2 separate regions of the Mus musculus genome follow, and region 2 is linked to region 1. The links are chromatin loops, found by intact Hi-C in ENCODE. Cell type or tissue: heart. All regions are shown on one strand.

Region 1 (8,000 bases):
GAAGCCATGGCTGCCGTAAAATGAAAGCGTGGCTGCTGGCGTTTCAGAACATTCCATCAAGAGGCTGGTGGGAAGCTCTCCTGTTTACATTCGTGAGGGGCAGCTCTGTGGGAGTCAGGGTGATAGTTTGAAAGAGGGGGTTTGTTTGGCTAGAAGAACCAAAGGTGCTGTTTAAAATAAATAAAATTTAAACAAAGCATTGTTTGTGTGCACACATCCACGAACATCAGATCTCTGAATTCTTTTGCCCGTGCTTTGTGACAGCTAAGGTTTGTTTTCCGCTTCTTCAGAAAAAGCCTGTGGTGGTGGTGGTGGGGGGGGGCAGTGTGTGTTTGGTGTGTTCCAGGCATAGCGACCGACCAGGCTCTACCCTGTTCCTTTCTCACCTTAAAGACGCATCATTTCCCGAGGCTTGAACTAAGCCTGCTCCAACACAGTTGAAAGCCAGACTGTACCAAGGGCTAGAGGGACATTTACCGGCTGGATGGCTCTCAGAGCCTCCTCCGCATGGTAATTCAATCTTGTCAGCTTGTAATTACTGCCCTGGTTCATCTCCCCTGGCTCAAATCTCCACAAAATGCCTCTCCATTATTACCTGCCCTCCCTGAGGCCATGCCCGGGTGGTTGCTAATAAGCTACTCCAGCCTCTAGCCGCTCAGGGTGACCATTTTCATCCCTCTTTCTCCCAATGCTCATCCTGAGTTCTGAGGGTTGCACACAGTCAGGAGAAGGATAAGGAGGAGTTGGACAGGACTCCTGTAAGGTTCTTTGCTCTTATCCACCTACCTGGCCACTGGACTCAGCCTTGGCTGGGCTGAGATCCGGGGGGACTTCTTTTGATGGACATCTGATAGGACAACTGTCTTCTTCTGCAGGATGTGACAGTTGAGGGAGATTTCAGACCTCAGCAGTCAAGGAAGCTTGTCATGGCCTGGGCTGGCAATGGCCTTCTTCAAACGGAAGCATCAGCGTGAAAGGTAGCCAGCAGCAGAGACAATGACATAGGAAATCTCACTGAGCTAGCTCTTTACTGGGGTAGCTGGACTCAGAAACACCCCAAATCCCACCCTTATCACCCACAGCAGTCCCAAGCCTATATGCCGAAGTGTGTTGGACGGCTGTGACACCCTGGAGGGCCTCATTGGCCAGAGTGCTCGGGGCATGTCTGAGTTGTTGGAGTCTAGACCTGAGAAAGCTAACAGGGGTGCCTTGTTGTCAGGGGCAGCCAGCCTCAGGCCGCACCTCAAAGGTACCAGAGCCTGGCCTTGGCCTTTCTCGGCTCCCTGCATCCCACCCTTGGGTGCTGGAGTTGGAAGTCCCTCCGGTTCCCCTTCTTTCCAGGCTCCCTCTTGCTGCGCTCGCTCGGGCTGATGGCGGATTATCCTCCGAAAATCCACTTGGAAGGGATTTTTGTTTTGTTTTGTTTTCTCTACTTGACACTTGAGAGTAAAGTAGGCCATTTATCTTCCAGGCAGAAGAATTTCAACAGTGCGGCCTCTTGGTGCGGCTCGGGCTCCGGGTGTGGAGACAGCTTTAGGTCTCCTTGCAGGGGCTTTGGACAGTCTTAGCTGCTGCCTCCTAAACTCGTGAGCTTTTCTCCCCTCCAGCTAATCCCCTGCCTGCCACCCCTCCCCTGGATCCAGCCCACCTCAAGCTCCACAGACTGAAAGGCGTATTCATGCTCCAGCCGGCTGTTTGTTTAAACTCACCCTGTGTTAGTCCGTGTTAAATGCAACAGAACGAGAAGAAATGGAATTTTCTGCCGGCTTTTGATCAAAGAGAGGACTTGAAAAAATTCAAGACGGGTTCCTGCAGGACACTGTTAAACACAGGCTCTGCGTTTCTGCACGCCAGTGTTTAGTTGGCTGGAGGAACGAGTTCTTTATCCTTTTGATCTCGGGAAGAAAACACACATGCATACACACACACACACACATCACACACGTGTATACATATGACATGCACAAACACATGAACATATAAACACATACACATACATACATAAACATACATACACAGACCACAGACACAAACATGCATGCATCCCCTTAACATACACACACATAGGTATGCCATATGTGTATATGCACACTCATACCCCAGTCACACACATACATGTACACAGACACCGGCACCCATGCACATCCCCACACCATAAACAAGAAACTATGGCCATCCTTTTCCGAGACACCCCAGCTGTGGAGGACCACCCTTTAATGAATTTGAAACATGGCCCCACTGCAAAATGCAAACTCTTTGTTTTTATTCCTTTCATGGGAATTCAGGGTGAAGTCTCTCTGTTCTCCAGGCCACAGGATGCCGACCACATGCTCAGAACACCCTGTCTCTCTCACCCCATCTATCTTCGTGGTGGGACCAATCATGAAATGTCCATCCTGGCTCCCCAGCTTGGAGGCAAATGCCGATGAAATGTCCTTAACATGTCCCCATTTCCTGTCATCCAGGGAGATCCCCAGGGGCTCGGGCCGCTGAGTTTAAGGCAGGGACCGCAGATCTGCAGCAGAGTCGATGGCCGTCTCACGCAGGGAATTTGGAGGTTTCGATCAGCCTGATCCACAGCAGCCAGTCAAAGCAGCCTTCGTATTACATGGATACACAGGCTAATACCCCAAGCTCTTACTTAGACTGACCTGGGACCAGTGCAGGCCCTGGAAAAAGTTAAAACGTGCCCTGCCGCCTTCCCCCTCCTCACTCGCTTTTCCATTATGGAAAAAAACCCGATTTTTTTTTTTTTTAATTTGTTGTGTTTCTACAATCGATTGTTTGGTTATCGGCACTGCCCGTTTCCTGATGCTCATTTCTGTTTCGACACAAATCAGTCTCGTTTCCTTTTGGAATAAGGATCAGGCTGGGAAGTGGACCCAGAACCGTGAGTTTTCCCTCTGTTCCCTCCAGCCCCGAGCTCCTGAGCCCCGCTTCAGCTCTGGGGTGACTCTCCCCAGCCTCCTGGCTCTCCTGGGCCAGTGCAGGCAGCCTGAGCTCTGCTCTCCCCATTTAGGAAGGAGATTCTAGAATTTCTACACAAACATCACATAGGAAGGGGAGGGAGGGACTTCCATTTTCATTTTAAGGCTCTAAAAGAAGGGGAAAGTAAACAGGGTGGGCTGTTTTATCTCAGGGGTTCATGGGGAGTCCCTACTGAATTTACCAAATAAAATGAATTTCAAAATTTTCATTTTCTCATTTTATTCCGGCAGAAAATGAGTTTGCCTTTATAATATCCAGAGCTTTCAAACTCTATTGAGTGAGAAATTAAGTTACAGAAAGTAAATACTCTGGTCTCTCCACACGCCCGAAACGAGACAGCCTGTCACTGTAACATGATAGCAAGCCCGGCTTTGGGGTCCAGGATCACTTATTATTTTTTTTTATGATGTATAATAATGAGAAACAAGACCCAGTTAAAATGTTCCTCTTTTAGAATGGTTGAAGTGTGATACAAAATAAATTTGATTGTAATTTTAATTTGTAAACCTAAGTTGCCAATTAAAAAAAAATCTTCCCAATGTCTTAAAACACGGAAAAAATGTAAAGAAAACAAAAATGAATGTTCTTGGCCACGGGAAATTCTATCTTTATATAGAAACACACATGTAAGGCAGGCGCTCTGGTAACGGGAGTGCTTTGCCTTTCGTTACAAAGAGAAAGCAATATTTGAACTGCAGAACGAGCGGACACAAGGAAGAAGGGTGGCTGGCTATTTGCATAGGAAAATCCAGAGACCGACACTAGGCAGATGTGGGCTTGGACTGTGATTGTATTTATAACAAAAGCTACATAAATGTAAGAAAAAAAGAGAGAAAGTTATTTTGCTTAAGTGCCTGGAAAAAAATTGGAATAATATTTGGGTTACTCCTGTCTTGTGCTTTGTGTTCTGGAAACCCGTGGGGTCCAGGAAGGATTAGAGAACTCCACTGGGGACTTGGGGAGACAGCCGAGCCTTAAAGAGTGCTTGCTGCTCTTCCAGGGGACCCAAGCCGGTTCCCAGCATTCACATAGGGTGGCTCATACTCTCTGTAGCTCCAGTTTCAGGTGATCCAGTGCCTCTACCTCCACGGGCACACATTCATACATGCGTGCATGTGTGTACGCTCACACACACACACACACACACACACACCCCAAATATTTGTTTTTAAAGCACTTTACCTAAATCGGAAGTGTGTGTATTGTGTATTTGTGCATGTGCATATGTATGTGTGCATGTGTGTGTGCACATGTGCGTGGGAGAGACTGCATGTGTGCATTGAATATGTGTGTGTTTGGTGTGCTTGTGTGTATGTGAGTGTCTCACACCCGTAACCTCAGGAGGTATACAGAGGGGTAAATGGAAGGGAAGATAACTTTTACCTCAGAAATTCTCTGTTAACACAAAACTCTTAAATGATAAAAAAAAAAAGCATATATATATATATATTAAAGGTAGGTCGACGGGGGATAGATCAGCGTGCCAATACAGAGAGGCAGGCGACCGTTTCTCTGTGATTCCCACCAATCCATATTCCTTTCTTCACTCTGGACCCTTGAACAGAAAGCAACCTTCTTGGGGACGTCTGGCTGCTGCCCAGTAGATGGTGCTGTGACTTCTAGAGATAGGAGGGTGGAGTGGGGGTGGGGAGGGCAGGACAGTGAGGTCTGCCACAAGCCCATCTCTGCGAACTTCCACGGAAAGAGGAGACTCCTCTATGAGGCCTCTGCAAGGTGCCACCTATCAAAGACTATTTAAAGTAGTTAGGCCAAATGTCTGTCACCAAATGTCCGATCCTTAGGAAAGGACCTAGGGGGTAGAGAGAGAGAGGTGTGGGGCACTTAGGAGACACTTAATATCTCAGAATTAAGGTGCCTGACCACACACTCTCTGCCCTCATGGTCACCACGGAGACCGAGTGCCCGCAGAGTTGAATTGACAGGTGTCAGTCACGATGGGCACCTAGTCTCGGAGGATGGCGGGGAGAGTCTGGGCCGGAGCTACTCCCTGTGTCTTCCCATTGGCACCTGTCAGACACTGGCTGCTCTTGGCTTTAGCTCTCTCCTGTCACTGTCTCCTGGTCAGGAAGAATTTTTCACCTTCTTCCTCAAGTGAACATTTTTCTACCCGTCTCCCTAAGAATGTGGTCCCGTGATTTGTCGCACTGAGTGTTTAATCTACAGACATTTTCAGATGACCTTGATGGACAGCATGGCTCATTAATTTCTTTTAGGCAACCATTAGCTGAGCTGTTTCTAATCTAGAAGGCAGCCTGAGTGTCGGCAAAATATCTCAGACAATCTGGGATTCCACAAAAGCAGCAAAAAGATTTATTTCCTTCTCTGAGAATGGGGCTCTTTCTTCTTGGGGATGAGCGAGAGGAGGCTTCTCTGGGCTCCACACTCGACGGTAAAGACAGAACGGCGGAGGGAGAAGCGTGACTTCATCTGGTCTGGTAGCAATTAATCTCATATCGTTTCTTGAAGTTTTAATTGATTGACACACCAGCTTTTATGCTTGTATGTGTTTACAAATTGTACGAGTTAGTTACCTTCCGTTCACAGCAAGGGTTCATGTATTAATAAAATGATTGTGCAAAAAAAAAAGAAAGAAGAAAAGAAAGAAAGAAAGAAAGAAAGAAAGAAAGAAAGAAAGAAAGAAAGAAAGAAAGAAAGAAACCACCAGCTGTTTAAATAAATTCTGTTCTGGTTTAAAGATTCTGCCCTTTGGGAGAAAGTCATTCTGAGTTGAGCGGCAGACACCAGCGAACAGTTACCATGTAAATAAATCTTCCTGTAACTTAGCGCTATTTTTCTTGTGCAAGATACTAACACATTAGAAAATAAACTTTGTGTGTTGGGCCCTGTTTGTATGGAGCAAGCTTCTGTAAGATGATCCGGAGAAAATGTGAACCAACCCCCGTGTGTGTTGGCTTCTTAGCTATTTGATATGTAGAAAGCTCTAGAGAATAAAAGGGGGCAGCTCTGGCAAGAGCCATTCACATTTCCGCTGTCGCACGGAGGAGCTGTTATCAGAGCGAGGGCTGACGCACAGAAAGAGCCGGTCACCTGGCACGTTGGCTTAGGGGATAATTTAATTACCCACCAATTAGTGTTAACTTGCATTTCTGCCCAGGCCGGCCTTCTCGAAGTCTTGTTTATTTCTAGAAATCAGGATGGTGACAGCTGTAATAGGCCATTCAGCAGCAAACATTTTCTCATTTAATTGAAAATATTTTAGCTTTCAGGGACCAAGCAAAGCAGGACTTTCAGGGTTGATGTGCAGAACTCCTGGCTGGAGGGGAGTAGGGGGGGGGGGAGTGTTAAATAGAGAACTCCCCAGCCTGCCCGGCTGTGCCTGGCCACTTCCCTTTGCCTGGCAAGTTGGTGGGTTTTCACGGTTGGTGCGGCCACCCCACCCCTTTGGAGATTTTTTTTTCCTCCCGGTGAAGGGGAGAATGCAGACTCAGTTCCCCCTCTACATGTGGGAGTGACTAAGCATCTTGGGAGGCCCGAGTCGCTGGCAGGCATCAGCTGCATCTGTCACCAATAGCGTCAGCAATAGCGTGCTGGTTCAGAGACTGCATCTTATGTTTGTAAACTTCTCAATTTTTGTTTTCCGAGAAAGGCATGATTGATCTCTAGGCATAAAGGTGGGGAGATGCTCTCTGGTCCTCCCTGACAGCTGAAGGCAATCAGGGCCCATCTTTGGTGCCGTGTTTTAGTTAAAAGGTAAAAAGAAACGCAGACCCTCAGACCAGGAGACTCTGGAGGTATGCAGCCTTCACCCCAGGACCCCCACCTCTGTTGCTTCAGGGGAAGTTGGTCCTGAAGGATCCCAGGAGTCTCACCTTGCCCCTCTGCATATCCCTGCCTACCATCGTGTGGTTCTTTTGGAAGGAGACAGGAAACCCTGGATTGACATTTAGGGATCAGCTAACACGTCTGAACTGGGTGTGAGGAGGAAGTCTCCACGTTCCTTTGTGCAAACGAGCTTCACAGATCAAACCCGCCAGGCTCTTGTGCAAACTCTTCTGCACTTCAGGAGAGTGAGCCTTGGGAGGCAAAGCCCTTCCCAGCTAGCTGCATGCCCTTCAGGAGCAGGGTAGTTCAGATCTCTCCTGCCGCCGTGGCTCTGTCTGGGGATATAACTTGGCCGGTAGGGGCAGTGGTTCCACAGTGTGGAGGAAGGCTTCCTGCATCTCACCCATCTCCCTGCTGCTGTTCTGTATGATGCTCTCCCTTCATCCCCTTGCCCACTCGGTGTCCTGGACCTCGCTTTCGTGTTTGTACAACATTGGTAGCCGACTCTCCCTTAACTGGAGCCCAGGCCTGTGGTGCATAAACGCCCCAGGCTTTCTGGAACCCCCCAGCCATGCTTGCAGCCACTCTGCAAACTCCACCACACTGAAGGCAAACCAGTGGTCGTTCCAAACTCACCTGGTGGCGTCTCCCAATGAGTCAAGATGGAGAACAATGCCAATAACCTCTCTGGACACTTAAAGAAACTTAACACGCCCTGAGGGCTAAGCCAGGGAGAACTGGTAGCTTGGGTTCAGGACAGTACTTTTAAAATACTTTTTAAACTTCCCTTTTTGAGAAAGAATCTCATGTAGCCCAGGCTAGCCTTGAACTCTCGATGTAGCTGAGGATGACCTTGAAGTTCTGATCTTCCTGTTTCTACTTCCTGAGGGTGGGGATGGCAGATACCAGGGGATGGAACCTAGGGGTTCCTGCATGGTAGACAAGCACCCTATCGGCTGAGCTAGACCCCCACCCCCTAGCCCACACGTTCTTAACAGGCTTCACTAGGTAGCATTTTATGGGGTGACCAGCTGAGTGGATGAACTTGGAAGCAGAGCCAGGCTGTGTAGGGAGCGAAGGTGCCAGAGAGAGTGGCTTTGGGTTCATGTTGGGTTCCGTTTCTTGTTTAGTGAGTTTCTTGCATGTTTAGCCCTTTGGCTGTTTTCTTCTGCATAAACTTCAGTTTACATTTTGCTTTCTAGAGCTTT
Region 2 (8,000 bases), 160 kb after region 1:
TGTGCATATATGTGTATGCATATATGTGCTTATATAAACAAATATATGTGTATATGTGTATATATATGGGTGTGTGCATATATATGTGTGTATGTATATATGTATATATTCATATGTGTGTGCTATGTGTGAGTGTGTGTGTGTGTGTGTGTGTGTGTGTGTGTGTGTGTATCATCAGAAAAGAGACAGAATGCCACACAGAACCCAGGTCTGCTGCTGTCTCAGAACTCTCACACTCTGTATCCTTTTTCTTTCTCTCCCCCTCCTCTCATTACTTTTTTTTTTTTTTTGGCCTGGGAAAAAAGAGCAGGGGCAGGAGGGGGCCGAGTGGAAAGAGAAACCTTAGCTGACAGGAAAATAAAGAAGATGGCTGCCCTGCGGATTATCCTAAGCCTGGCTTTGAAAGGGTGAAACTTTCCTCGGTCCTGGGCCCAGGTTATCTCCTCTAATTGCATTATTCTGAGATTTACTGAGATTAAATGGCCCGGCTTAGTGGCAGTAATGGGTGGCAGGTGTTACTACAAACACACAGCCACTTTTGACTCTCTGGCTAGTCCCACTTGGGGCAGGGATGCCCTTCTGCTACATGCCACTCTCCTGGGAGTGGGCAAACTGTGGGCATTTCCCCAGCACAGGGGCCTGTCCCCTCAAAAGCTGTGCTTCTTGATACCAAGGTGACCTTCCGTCATGCGTTCCCCACACCCTGATCACACTACCTGGTTCAAGGAAGAAGTTTTCATTATCCTTGGAGGGTCACACTGAGTCTGCGCTCTGTCTTCATTCTTGTAGCCCAGGCTAGCCCCAAACTCATCAAGAACTCATTCTATAGTCAAGAATGCCCTCGAACTTCTGGAGTGCTGGGCTGTTGTGCATGTTCTATCATGTGTTACCGTGTGTGTGTGTGTGTGTGTGTGTGTGTGTGTGTGTGTGTGGTGTTGGGGATCAAACCCAGGGCTTGGTGCATGATAAGCAAGTACTCCAACATCGGAGCTAGCCTCAGTGTCCACCACCGGCCTCCACTGAATCACTGAAGGAGAGACATGCATTTGTGGCCTGTGGTCATTGAGACAGAAAGAGCAGAGTCCATCTGTAAAAGCCAACATCACATGCAGAGTAGGAGCTAGAGAGCATAAATACGTTCCATCCTGAGTTGTTCTCAATATAACCATAAGTTGTTTTATTATTATTATTATTATTATTATTATTATTATTATTATTATTACTGGGGAGGACTATGTAGCTCAGGCTAGTCTCAAACTTGTAAAAATTCATCCTCCTGCCTCAGCTTCTTTTCCTAAGAACTAGGGTTGTTGCAGGTATGCACCACCACCTGGCTAGCTATTATATAGTTGCCCTCTGTATTGCAGGGTTGGAGAGAGAGCCTCAGAGGTGACAGAGCTTGTTCAGTGTCACACAGATTGATCCTCTCCCACCCCCTGTGCAACATATGGTGGATAACAAAGCCAGGGCCACAGGGTTGCTTTCCCAGGCAACAGAGAAGTGAGGCCATGCCTGCACCGAGGTGGCCACAACTCATAAGTTAAACGCTGTCTGTGAGGCAGGTTCCTTTCATGCATCCTTGAAGCCAGAAGAACTGAGTGGAGTCCAGCTTGGGCTGTGTCTGCCTCTGTTTCCCGCCACAATTCTGCCACCAAATGACCTTGCAGAACATTCGCAGGCTCAGCCACCAGGCATGCCGGGAGATTCAGAGGCCCGGGGCATAGCATAGGAAAGTCAGTCCTGTCACTTTAAGTTGCTGTTTTCTGCCCTCCTGGGCAAACCCAGAAGAGCTGACCCTGGGCAGAGCATCCTGTCTGTCCAGGGATCAGGCAGGGGCAGGAGGAGGCAAAGGCTCATGTGCACTGGAAGCCAGAGACGCTCCTGGGTTTGTGGGTGGTGAGTAGGGGAACTGTTTGTACCTCCTCGGCTTTGCCAAGGGGTTGCTATCCCTTGGACCCTTAGGGGTCTGATACCCAGCACGGAATAAAACAGGCCTGGTGGTACATGGAAGGAAGGAAAGAAGGGAGGGAGGGAGGGAGGGCCGGCCAGCCAATGGCCATCAGGTTGGGGCAGCACCTGGATAACACATAGGAGATGGGGGCATCTGAGGGAAGCCCATTTCTGAGTGACATTAAGTTCCATTACTCAGGGTTTTAAACAGCTCATTCCTGGCTACCTCTTGTGCCAGTCTCTGGAAGAAGCCCACATTTGTGCACAGTACAGGTTGTGATCAGCCGTACACCTGTGACCTCAGGCTAGCAGCTTCCGACCTCTGGGCCTTGGTTTTCCCTTCCGCAATCTGATGATGTCTTACCCTGTGTTAGAGGAGCTGGGAGACCCAATGTCATATGTGACAGATACTTCCAAGGCCGGCATACATTCTACGTGCCTGGTGCTGAAGAGCCAGGGCCATAAAACAAAGCTCACTCATTCCTGCATGCTTTTGTTCCCTATGATTACACACATATACACACACATATATATATATATACATATATATACACATATACATATATATGTATATATATATTCTTGTAATATAAAATGAGCATATGATGCATGACTTTAACATAAATCATGGGTGAAGAATGTCTAAAACTCCATTTTCATCTCGTAATACAATAAATGTGAGTCAACCTGTTACTCGGAAGTCAAAGTTCTCACTACGCCCCATGCCTTTAAGAGTGTTCAGTGTTCTTGGGATGGCAAGCCCGTCCTTAGCCAGGCTGGGAGGGTCCCGCTGGGATGAGCTCAAGGTCCTGACTGAAAACATGCACGCAGTAAGAGTTCTTCGGGTCTAGCAGCCGTGCCACTCAGGGCGTTTTGGGGGAAGATGAACATTTACCTGAGAGCTGGCTGTAAAGCAACAGGGGAGAGAGGGCTGACAGTTCATCCTGAGGCTTCTGGGTTGAGGACATGAATTCCCACGGGCTTGTGCCTTCGGAAGCGACTGTCCACCTGTTAACACTCCATCCAGCCTGACGTGGTACTCACAACACTCAGGAGGCACGAGTGGAAAGCCAGCCTGGGCTGCCGTGGTGTCTCATCCCGGGAGCTTCTGAGACTAGAGATATTACAGGGAAGCCCAGAGGGAGTCCCCAGGGAGAACCTGTCAGTCTTCAGCCATCAAACGAACCCTGCCTCATCCATCCCGAGGCCCTGTCTCAAAATCTGCACGTGAATCAGTCGCTAATTAAATAAGTCAGTGCACGATTTGGTCAGTGAGAGCCAGAGGCTGTTCACTCTCAGAGGTGTCTGGGTTTGCAAAGGCCCAGTTCCTGCTTAACCAGCTGTGTGGCCCAGGGCGGCCCATGCCTGTCATCCCAGCTCCTGAAAGGTTGAAGCAGAAGAATTGCTGGAATCCCAAGGCTAGCCTGGACTACATGGTGGATTCCAAGCTATCCTAGGCTACATGGTAAGGTCTTGTTTCAAAAACTAGTTATTATTATTATTATTATTATTATTATTATTATTATTTACTATATTATAATTTATTATTATAAAAAGTAGATATATAATTATTCTAATCAAAACTGTAATGAAACCCATAGACAGAATTTAGAGGTGGAAAAAAACTGGCCAGGAATCCCAGTTACCCAGCAAGGTAGAGATGGTCGCCACATCTCTGTCACCCAATACAATTTGAGGTGCTCTTTCCATTGTGGGGAGGTGCTTGTGGGCAGGGATGAGTTCCCAGGAGGCTCTGGGGCCTGCCTGATGTGTGGCTTCTTCAGCACACACTTTTTATAAGCCAAGAGCAGGCTCACAGTCAGTCACAGGGAAAATAGCTGGAAAAGTAGCCCCCACACCCCACGGGCACAGGCTTCCATGTGACACAGGGCTCTCCATAAAAGGCTCACGTTGGGACATGGGCTTTCTCTCCAGGACTGGCGACTGACAAGTTCTCCCTGGGGCTTCCTCTGTGCTCCTCCCTGAAACGACCTCATCTTAGAAGCCCCCCCCCCCCCCGGGAATAGACTGTCCTTCATCCCTGGCACCCACCACAGTCAGCTCTCCAGCGCTGAGTGATCTGTGTCCCCTGAGGAAACACTGAGATTCCTATCGGTCCACATCACAGGCTCACTTCCTTCCCTGAGACATCACTAGCTGCCTGTGGGGTGTCAGGTTTCAGAGCCATGGGCCACCAGCTGAGGAACAAGAATGAAGAAGAGTCTTAGAAAGTGTCTGCAGATGGAGGGCGGGGAGGAGAGAAGGCCCAGGAACTGCTAGTGGGTCCTGTCCCTGGTTTCAGGGGCCCTGGCCACGTGGCTTTACCCAGGACTCCAGATCTGAAGGTCACAGGGGAGCAAATCTTTGGATAACCTTGGTGGCAATGGTCTTAAAGCATGGCTCTAGAGGACGGGCCACAGATCTGAGGGGACTTCGTAGAATTGTCTTGGTTGGATATCGGTGGCATGGGTCCCCAGGGAGACTTCAAGCCAAACACAATAGCCATTACCAGACCCAAACTCAAAAACAAAACAAAACAAAACAAAAAACACCAGGCTAGACAGGGTATAGGTGCAAACTGATGGGAAAGGTTGAGCTGGCAAAATGGGCAGAGGTGGATCACTGAACATACAGAGAAAAGGAAAATGTAAATAAAAACCAGAAGGGAAAGGAAAGGCTTAATTTTTTACTACCGGACATGTCTTTCAGTCCTGAGATCCATTGGTGACATTGGTGGGAAGCAGTGGCCGATTTTGCCATTACTCCTCCCACACACAAGGGGGCGCTGGAATGACTTCCTGCCAACATGCTCCAGTCCCAGAGCAGCCAAATGTTAGGAGACTCATGGTCCCAAATTGACTGACCATGAGAAATGAGAAACTGGTTGATGCCCTACCCCAGTCCCAGGTAGGCAGGACATGCCCTTGTCCCTCTGGTTTGGAGGGGTCTCTGAGATGAGCAAGCTTTCAGCTGAGTTTCTGTGAACGCAGCTGGGGATTCTGAGACAGCAGGCAGGATACTCCAAGTAGAGGGTTTCCTACATGACCTGATCACGTGCCAGTGTTGGGGTGCATTGGGGACCCACGCTGACCCAACACTCTCCCATGCAAAAGAAAATGGGCCACAGGGGACATGCCTACCATGTTGGTGAGACAACTAAATCCTATGTGTGGTCTCAGTGGAAGCTCTCCTGCAGAACCAGGCAATGTGTTAAAAGCCTCTTACCATCCTCTCTGCCTCCAGCTGCTGTCTGTCCTCCTGGCCGTGAACTGCCTGTTTCGAGCTGGGTTAGACAACACAGTCATTTCCTGAGGTTTAACTAGCTCACCTCCTTCACAATGGCAGAGCAGGCTCTGGAACAGCACTGACAGGTTAGCTGCACACGTGGAGCTCGGTGATTAAACCGGGAGGGTCAGTAATGTCTTCCGTAACAGATGTGAACATCTGCACTGGCCTAAGGACAAGAGACCTGCTCTATACTGGGTCCCAGCGCCAACAAAGACCACTCCAAGGAACCCAGAGTTCTGATTGCTTATTATAGGGGGTGCCCTGTCCAGGCTGGGGGCCAAGTGCCCGGCACAGAGCTCATGATGGAGGGGAACAGGGCAAGCAAGCTGACCCCAGCTCACCCCCCACATTGGCCTCGACCTGAGCCTACCCCACCGCCCTCCCACCTCCCCTGCCCCTGCCCACGCCGTGTTCAGTATCTCCTAGCCCAGCAAACTCTGCCCAGAACCACAGCGCTGACGCCGACCCTGCGCAGCATGGCCTCCTCTCTTGCCAGCCTGTTTTTGTTTTGCTGCCCGATGCTGACGGCTTGCGGTTTGCCTCACACTTTGTCAAGTTCACGGCAGCCATAGGAGAAAGCATCAAATTTGTCAGCGAATCCTGTTCTCTATTACAGTAACCGCGGTAATGCCATCCAGCTGGGTCGCCTCCGCAGCCCAGCACCCTGCCTCATGGCTAGTCAGGGGATGTGGGTGGAGGTTGCTGACGGCCTCCCCAAGGTGACGGTACAGCCAGGATTCCATCACTCACCGCTGCTCTTCTTACGTCAGAACAACCGGAGGAGGACTTCATTTTTTAAAAGCATGATTTTATGCATGGCATGTGGTGTGCCTGTGTGTGTGTGTGTGTGTGTGTGTGTGTGTGTGTGTGTGTGTGTGCACGCACACACTAATGCCCATGTGTTCACACACAGGGGTGCTCTTGTGGAAACCAGAGGTTTTCACTGTCTTCCTCTATCACTCTCCAGCTTGGTTTTGGGGACAGGGTCTCAAACTGAACCTTGAGCTTGCCATTTTGGCTAGGCTGGCCAGCGAGTGAGCGGGCTCTCTGCATCCACCTGTCTGTGCCTTCCAGGGCTGGGCTTACAGGCATATACCACGCCCAGATTTCTACACAAGTGCAAGTGTTTGAACTCATGTCTTCCTCATGCATACATAGAAAGCCCCTTACCTGCTAAGCCCTCCCTCCCTGTTCCCCCAGGGAAAGAGACTTCTAATTGCTGATAACAACAGTAAAAGGGAAATCTAGGTCCCTAGAGCCTCACAGGTGACACACCTGTCACTTCTGCAGGTCAACTTCCCCTACCTGTCAATACTCAGAGCTCAATCTGGGTTCAAGATGCCCCGTCCCTTGAGCATAACCCCTGCCTGGCCGCTTCTCCTGGGCATCCCCTCCTGTGCCTCACCTTTCTCAGATGCTCGCTTGAAGCACAATGTAACTTCTACCGCAGCCAGCCCAGGGGAAGAGGCCTCACCCCATTCACCACTTACCATCCATCTTACTGACAAATAGGATAGACCGGCTCCTGCTGCCAGCTAGGCTTAGCCTCACCATGAACAAAAGGACCCCTCAAACCCATGGGATGAAGCCTCAGCCCTGGGATCTCAGAATATAGCTATGTTTGGGGATGGGTCGCTTGAAGGGTGACTGTGTTCACAGGAGTCGGGGGGGTGACCCTGACCCAATAGAACTGACACCCGGAGCATAGACTTTATTTTAAAGGGATGAACGTAAAAAGAGGGACACAGGTTGCAGATAGTTTCTACAAGGTATGTAGAGAGGCTTCGGAAGACCAGCTCTGCAGCGCCTTGGGGGGGGAGGGGGGGTGATAAACGGCTGCTGTTCAAGCACAAAGAAAGTGATACTTTGTTACCAGGTTACCAGCAGACAGTTACAGACCTGTGGGTGAGTGGATGCAGGAAGAGCGGCGGCCTCTCTAGATGTCAGCAGAGTGAGGCGCAGAACTGGCTTCTGTGCCTTTGGACCAAAGGGTACCATTGATGGAGACACACCTGCCGCTACTGGTCCATATGCTCTTACCTCTCTGACTGCTTCCTGGGGATAAAACAATCTGGAGACAGCCCAGGAACGAGCCGGCATATGGTTCTGAGCTGGGGCTGATGGGATTCTTCCAGTCTCAAAGATGCAGAATAGTGAGAGGCAGAGGCGTCCCTCACTTAAGGCTGGCATTGGTTTCCAGGTGCATCCACCTACAGAACCCGCTTCCTGCGCATCCCAACCTCATGGTGTTTATCCACCAGGCCTGTTCAGGGACCTGCTCAACCTGTGCCAAAGATCCAGACCTCCTTTGTGGAACATGTTCTACTATAGCATCCAGAGGATGCTCACAGTGGGCCGTGCTGATGCTCTGGGCTCCATCCCATGGTCCAGAGAGAACCTATGGAAAAAGAGCTGAATGGTTTTTAAGCAACGCTAAGCCAAAGCTGACCCTGAAGCAGCAGAAAGCCAAGGATTCCCTGCTGCCTCCCTGTGGTCTGCAAACCACATCAGCAATGTGTGCAGATGCTCTCTTGCATGGATACCTGTCTGTAACTCCAGGAAGAGGAAGTTTTGAATTGTTCAAGCTCATCTTCCAATGGGTAGTGGGCAACCAGCTACACCCCCGGGCCTTCATTGAAAGAGTCTAGAGCTCAGCCTGATGGCCCAAGGCCTGTGTGAACAGGCAGCCAGTACTGTGGCTGCTGCTCAGAGGGTGTCTGCAACTCGGTGTGTGGTTCCCTGGTTCCTGTCAGCACTGATCT

The links. Peaks named below come from ENCODE experiments on the same cell type or tissue, not always from the same donor. Only the 100,000 strongest peaks of a DNase experiment are listed, where the experiment ranks them.
Region 2: it touches region 1 in a loop (4-fold over the local background); 5 of 42 quality-filtered maps call a loop at or near these places.

Annotation. Positions count from the first base shown.
Region 1 is chr8:121,389,927-121,397,926 of GRCm38, reverse strand. No RefSeq gene overlaps it. Among named protein-coding and RNA genes, the nearest start is that of Gm26747, 25 kb to the left of the region's middle. In heart, CTCF peaks have their summits at 4,576 (motif pointing right) and 7,151; DNase peaks (open chromatin) are centred at 2,456 and 4,606; H3K4me3 peaks cover 855 bases; H3K27ac peaks cover 3,907 bases; H3K27me3 peaks cover 3,613 bases.
Region 2 is chr8:121,225,826-121,233,825 of GRCm38, reverse strand. No RefSeq gene overlaps it. Among named protein-coding and RNA genes, the nearest start is that of Gm33739, 16 kb to the right of the region's middle. In heart, a CTCF peak has its summit at 4,730 (motif pointing right); DNase peaks (open chromatin) are centred at 4,122 and 4,728; H3K27ac peaks cover 2,025 bases; H3K27me3 peaks cover 467 bases.